Linked DNA regions of Homo sapiens: region 1 is linked to region 2. Evidence: chromatin contacts called from ENCODE Hi-C or POLR2A ChIA-PET data. All regions are on one chromosome and are shown on one strand. The core of a region is the stretch at or near the end of the contact, and the rest is flanking DNA. Distances in the headings are between cores, read along the strand shown. Region 1 holds the start of DTYMK (deoxythymidylate kinase). Region 2 overlaps PASK (PAS domain containing serine/threonine kinase).

Region 1 (3,957 bases), core at 809-3,308, 560 kb before region 2:
GAGCCAAGATTGCGCCACTGCACTCCAGCCTGGGCAACAGAGCAAGACTCCATCTCAAAAAAATAAAATAAAAATACAAAAATTAGCCGGGCGTGGTGGTGGGCGCCTGTAATCCCAGCTACTCAGGAGGCTGAGGCAGGAGAATAGCTTGAACCCGGGAGGTGGAGGGTGCAGTGAGCTGAGATCGCGCCACTGCACTCCAGCCTGGGGGACAGAGCAGGACTCCGTCTCAAATAAAATAAAAGCAATAAAAGTAAATTAAAAAGGAAGAAAGGGCATAACTGGTAATAACAATATAACCCATATCCTTCCAGAACCCCAAACTGAATTGGGGAGGCTTCAGTCTGGAAAACATAAAGCTACTCTAGGTATGCAATGATAATATAATCGCGAGCTTACACAAATGCTGGGAGTAAAGTCCGGGAAATTGTTGCCAATGACCTCAGCCCAAAGCACTGAAGTGGGTGGTGGTCTCAAGAGCTCATGGGGAAAAAACCAATGCAAACTCAACACTTAGAAAGCTACCAGCAATTTCTTGGTCTACATCAGAGGCAGGTGGTTCTGAAAACAGAACAGCTTTGAATTTCATCTATATTTCTGGCTGAGGGTGCCTCCCAAGAATAATCGCCTCGAAAGGTAAGAGTGCCTCGTCTGGTAGACTGTAATCCAGGGCTACACAGATGATTCTGGGAAATGCAGTTCCTACCATTTCTTCTGCTAAGCAGAGAAAGTGATGTCTAGCTGACAACTGACAATATGGCACATATAGATAGTAGTATTTTAGATATCTAAAATAACAAAAAGTCTCACCTGAGAAATGTCCAGGCAGCCTGATATCCCTAAGATAACAGCAAACACTACTGAGCGCTTTCTAGATACCGGGGACACTTCGCGGGACTTTTTCCACCTCTCTATGGCAGAGACAGTTTTTCCTATTATCATCATGACCCACATTTCAGAGGAGTTGGAGGCATGGAAAGAGGAAACAACTTGCCCGTTCCCTCTCCGTGCTATAATTTGTATACATCATCTTTTAAAACGGACTTTTCGGCCAGGCGCGGTGGCTCACGCCTGTAATCCCAGCACTCTGGGAGGCCGAGGCGGGCAGATCACGAGGTCAGATCAAGACCATCCTGGCTAACACGGTGAAACCCCGTCTCTACTAAAAATACAAAAAATTAGCCGGGCGTCGTGGCGGCCGCCTGCAGTCCCAGCTACTCGGGAGGCTGAGGCAGGAGAATCGCTTGAACCCGGGAGGCGGAGGTTGCAGTGAGCAGAGATCGCGCCACCGCACTCCAGCCTGGGTGACAGAGCGAGACTCTGTCTCAAACAAACAAAAACAACAAAAACACACACACGGACTTTCCAGAGCCCTGCAGTTTTGCGCTTCAGGGACAACAGTGAACATTTATCGATCCCATGGTTCTCCTACAATTGCCACGTGGCCAGCGTCTACACAGCCCCCCATCCTGCCCCTGCTGTCAAACACAGCGTTTCCAGAACGCAGTCGTGCTGGGCTCCAGGTGAGCTTTGGGAGGAGCCCCGGCTGAGCCCCTGCACTGGGCCCCGCGCTTCGGGAAGCATCTCGCTCGTTCGTCTCGCGCGCCGCGTGACCGGAGCCCTCACGCTGGCAGCGGGCACCGCAGGGCCCTGAGAGTCGGGCCCGCTGCGCGCAGCCAGGGGCCAACGAGAGCCGACGCTGGGCGGGCAGCGTCCGGGAGCCCCTCCGACCCTGCGCTCCCCTCGTCCGCGCCCTGACCCCGCGTCTCCGGCCGTCCAGCCCGCGCCGCGTCACCTCCCCTCCCGGAGCGAAGGGCCCTGCTCGCCCGAGGACGGAGGCCCGCACGGGACACGGGGCCCCAGTTTCCGCCCCGGAAGCCCAGGACACGGCTCCAGTGGCGGCGCGGCCCAGGGCGCAGGCGCGGGTGTCGGTCCCACCGCGCGTCGTCCTCGCCCCGGCCCCGGCCAATCCCTTCGAATTTGGCCGAGGCCGGGAAATACTAGCTAATCACGGCGCGCGCTGTTGACGCCGGCCAATGGGAGCTCCGGAAGGCTGCGTGGAGACGCCAGCGGCGGGCGGTGGACAGTCATGGCGGCCCGGCGCGGGGCTCTCATAGTGCTGGAGGGCGTGGACCGCGCCGGGAAGAGCACGCAGAGCCGCAAGCTGGTGGAAGCGCTGTGCGCCGCGGGCCACCGCGCCGAACTGCTCCGGTTCCCGGGTGGGTGCGCGCGGCGGGGGGTGCGCCGCGGCCTTCGGTGCCTCTGCCTTCCCAGGGGCTCTTTGCTCCGCTTCGTTGTCTGCGGCTGGCGTGCTGTGAACTGTGCGGTTTTTATTTTGAAAGACGGGCTTTCCCTGTGTCGCCCAGGCTGGAGTGCAGTGGCGCCATCTCGGCCCACGGCAGCCTGGACCTCCCGGGCTCAAGCGATCCTCCCGCCTCAGCCTCCCGGGTAGCCGGGAACATAGGCGCGCGCCACCGCGCCCGGTCCACGCTGCGTGTCTTTAAGTGCGGGGTATGGTGATGACTGACGTGTAAACCCGCGCGAAACCGTGGTGTCTCCCCCAAAAGTCTCCTCCAGCTCTTTTGTAATCCATGTCTCGTTTTTGTGGGTTTTTCTGGTGTTGTGTTTTGTTTGATGGCTGTTCGCGCTTTCAGGGGTTTTATAGCATATATTTAAAAGTTTTCAAGTGAAGCATTGACCTTAATCTTTGGCCACCCAGTCCACAAATTTTATAAATGCTTTCTTTGAAGTCTCTACTTTCTACCCGAGTTCTTTTTTCCTAAAGCATTTTTCATCCCAGCTTGTTTGCAGATTGCTGTTATTGCTCAGAGAAATTCCTTTGGCTTCCGCAGAAGATCCAAGCCTGTCTAGAGATTTAGTAAAGTAAAATTCAACGTGAGACTTGAGTCCGGGAGAAATTCAGTCCAAACTATATTGTAATATAGAGGGAAAGCCTGATCTCACTTGCATTTTGTGTGTTTCTCTTTTTTTCTAGAAAGATCAACTGAAATCGGCAAACTTCTGAGTTCCTACTTGCAAAAGAAAAGTGACGTGGAGGATCACTCGGTGCACCTGCTTTTTTCTGCAAATCGCTGGGAACAAGTGTAAAAACCATTGCACACTGCTCCCTCTGCCCTTGCCACTTTCCTTCCTCCTGAGATTCAGTGAACGCAGCACTCGATTCTGAATGACAGTGACAGTAGTGCTGGGCCTGATGTTCTTCTGTTTAGCAGTCCTGTGGGCAGAGGTGGTGAAGCGCCCTAGTTCCCAAAGGGCGCTAATGAATGCTGTTTCGTCCTCCTGCTCCCCACACCCCATAACTAATAGACTTCAGTTTTTCGGGTTTTTTTAGACGGAGTTCCGCTCTGTCGCCAGGCAGAGGTGTGATCTCGGCTCACTGCAACCTCCGCCTCCCAGGTTCAAGCGATTCTCCTGCGTCAGCCTCCCGAGTAGCTGGGACTACAGGCGCGCCCCAGCATGCTCAGCTAATTTTTGCAATTTTAATTTACTTTATTTTTAAATTTAATTTTTGTATTTTTAGTAGAGACAGGGTTTCACCATGTTGGCCAGGATGGTCTCTCTTGACCTTGTGATCCACTCGCCTCGGCCTCCCAAAGTTCTGGGATTACGCAGGTGTGAGCCACCGTACCTGGCCCTTTTTTTTTTATTTTTAAGACAAGGTATTGCTCTGTGGCCCAGGCTGGAGTGCAGTGGCACCCGATCATGGCTCACTGCAGCCTCAACTTCCTAGGCTCAAGCAGTCCTCCCACCTCAGCATCCTGAGTAGCTTAGGGCCATAGGGGCATGCTACCAAGCCCGGCTAATTTTTTTTTTTTTTTTTAATGTAGAGTCAAGGTCTCACCATATCACGCCCAGGCTGGTCTCAAACCCCTGGCCTCATAGACTTAATGTTTTAAAGATAGCTTTAGGTATATAGAAAAACTGATCAAAAAGTAG
Region 2 (2,520 bases), core at 21-2,520:
ATGGATGGAGAGCGGGAGAGGGAGGTACAGGGGAGAGAGAGATGGGAGACATGGAGGGAGAGAGGCGGGAGACATGGAGGGAGAGAGGCAGGCAGACGCAGACCCTCAGCCTCCCCCTCAGTTCCCCTCAGAAAACTGCTTTTCCTCAGAACTTGGCTCACAATCCCTTTCTCTGTGGAACCCACCCTTGGGTTGTATCCTTCCTCTTCCGTCTTTTTTTTTTTGAGATGGTCTTGGCCATTGCCCAGGCTGGAGTGCAGTGGTGCGATCACAGCTCACTGCAGCCTAGACTCCTGTGCTCAAGCGAGGTTCCCGCTTCAGCCTCCCAAGTAGCTGAGACTACAGGTGTGTGTCACCACGCTGGCTAATTTTTAAATGTTTTGTAGAGACGAGGTCTCACTATGTTGCCCAGGCTGGTCTCGAACTCCTGGGCTCAGCCTCCCACAGTGCTGGGATTACAGGTGTGGGCCACTGTGCCCGATCCTGTCCTCTTTCTGAGCCTCTGGTATACCTTTATTAGGTTGCTGATGTTAACCTGTGTGTCTGTCCCCGAGTGAGGTGGTGCGGTCACATTCTGTGCATCTGGTGCCCAGTGTCAGTCTGTCATGTGGAGGCCAGTGGCTGGGCTGACAGGAGGCCTGGGTCCCTTGGCTCTGTGATCATCCTGTCTGGACTGTGGCAGCCTCCTCATGGGTCACCATGTGCTGAATGCTGGAGGACATTGTGTGCCACCTCTTAGGAGCCGCCCTCACCAGCCTCCTCTCTCTTTTTCGGCCCGTGTCCCCTTCTTTTTTTGTTTGTGTTTGAGACGGAGTCTCACTCTGTCACCCATCTCACCAGTGAGCTGGTACAATCTCAGCTCACTGCAACCTCTGCCTCCCAGGCTCAAACCATTCTCCTGCCTCAGCCTCCAAGTAGCTGGGATTATAGGTGCCTGCCACCTCACCGGGCTAATTTTTGTATTTTTAGTAGAGACAGGACTTTGCCATGTTGGCCAGTCTGGTCTCGAACCTCCTGACCTCAAGTGATCTGCCCACCTCGGCCTCCCAAAGTGCTGGGATTACAGGCGTGAGCCACCACGCCCGGCCCCCTGGCCCCTGGCCCCTTCTGTGTGGGCCCCATCTGAGAGCCATTTCCCAAATCTGAGAGCCATTTCCCTAGTCGGCTGTGAAATCGGATGGTGTTTGTAGTCAATCAGTTGTTTTTTTACTGTTGTGGAGTTTACCAGGGACTCTCCAATCTCTCTCTCGTTTCCTCTCACACCTCCTCAAGGCAGCAGCACGGACTTCCCCTTGCAGGTGGGGCCGAGGCTAGGCTGCACGGCTGACGGGGGGTTTGGGGGCCCTGAGATGAAGCGAGAGCGCTGACCAAAGCATTGGCAAGTTCTCCTGTACTTTACTGTTGGGCTTTTGGTAGCATTCTCTGCAAAATCATTTCTAAATGTGGACTTAATTTGGAGAAATTTGAGACTAAGTGCTTTATTTTTTAACTTGGTCACAAAATTTGGTCTTTTTCTTGTTATAAATTGGTGGCATTAAATGCTTTGTACTTAGTTCTAATGGAGAATCGGTGCAATCTCTCCTTTTGACTCATCTGTGGCCCTACATGATGGTCACCCATGTCATTATCCCCAGGGTGGACAATGTCCCAGAAGGAAGCCTGCCAGTGCACGGTGAACAGGCGCTGCCCAAGGACCAGCAAATCACTGCCTTGGGGAGAGAGGAACCTGTGGCAATAGAGAGCCCCGGACAGGATCTTCTGGGAGAAAGCAGGTCTGAACCAGTGGATGTGAAGCCATTTGCTTCCTGCGAAGATTCTGAAGCTCCAGTCCCAGCTGAGGATGGGGGCAGTGATGCTGGCATGTGTGGCCTGTGTCAGAAGGCCCAGCTAGAGCGGATGGGAGTCAGTGGTCCCAGCGGTTCAGACCTTTGGGCTGGGGCTGCCGTGGCCAAGCCCCAGGCCAAGGGTCAGCTGGCGGGGGGCAGCCTCCTGATGCACTGCCCTTGCTATGGGAGTGAATGGGGCTTGTGGTGGCGAAGCCAGGACTTGGCCCCCAGCCCCTCTGGGATGGCAGGCCTCTCGTTTGGGACACCTACTCTAGATGAGCCGTGGCTGGGAGTGGAAAACGACCGAGAAGAGCTGCAGACCTGCTTGATTAAGGAGCAGCTGTCCCAGTTGAGCCTTGCAGGAGCCCTGGATGTCCCCCACGCCGAACTCGTTCCGACAGAGTGCCAGGCTGTCACCGCTCCTGTGTCGTCCTGCGATCTGGGAGGCAGAGACCTGTGCGGTGGCTGCACGGGCAGCTCCTCAGCCTGCTATGCCTTGGCCACGGACCTCCCTGGGGGCCTGGAAGCAGTGGAGGCCCAGGAGGTTGATGTGAATTCGTTTTCCTGGAACCTCAAGGAACTCTTTTTCAGTGACCAGACAGACCAAACGTCATCAAATTGTTCCTGTGCTACGTCTGAACTCAGAGAGACACCCTCTTCCTTGGCAGTGGGCTCCGATCCAGATGTAGGCAGT

The links. Hi-C counts contacts between places; a loop is a spot of excess contacts on that map. ChIA-PET counts read pairs that join two places held with the same protein, here RNA polymerase II (POLR2A). Pooled maps may share reads with other maps.
Region 1: a loop to region 2 is called in a pooled map, with 3 times the contacts of the local background. The contact joins the promoter of DTYMK here to the enhancer-like site in region 2. A Hi-C loop is called at or near these places in 2 of 50 pooled maps. POLR2A ChIA-PET finds 5 or more read pairs at or near these places in 3 of 52 experiments (H1, RWPE1 and naive thymus-derived CD4-positive, alpha-beta T cell).

Annotation. Positions count from the first base shown.
Region 1 is chr2:241,684,916-241,688,872 of GRCh38, reverse strand. It overlaps DTYMK (deoxythymidylate kinase), which reads left to right and starts at 2,058. Exons shown (of 5, transcript NM_012145.4): 1 at 2,058-2,219; 2 at 2,996-3,104. The coding sequence starts at 2,090. It also overlaps a transcript of ING5 not described here. RefSeq lists silencers at 1,569-2,098, 1,849-2,111, 2,159-2,468.
Region 2 is chr2:241,126,566-241,129,085 of GRCh38, reverse strand. PASK (PAS domain containing serine/threonine kinase) reads left to right here. Exons shown (of 18, transcript NM_015148.4): 10 at 1,635-2,520. Among named protein-coding and RNA genes, the nearest start is that of PASK, 22 kb to the left of the region's middle. RefSeq lists a silencer at 915-964 and enhancers at 1,105-1,414, 1,628-1,797, 2,261-2,430. Within about 2 kb of position 1,270, at least 7 of the 41 ENCODE cell types and tissues checked have a DNase peak (open chromatin) inside an H3K27ac peak, as active enhancers do.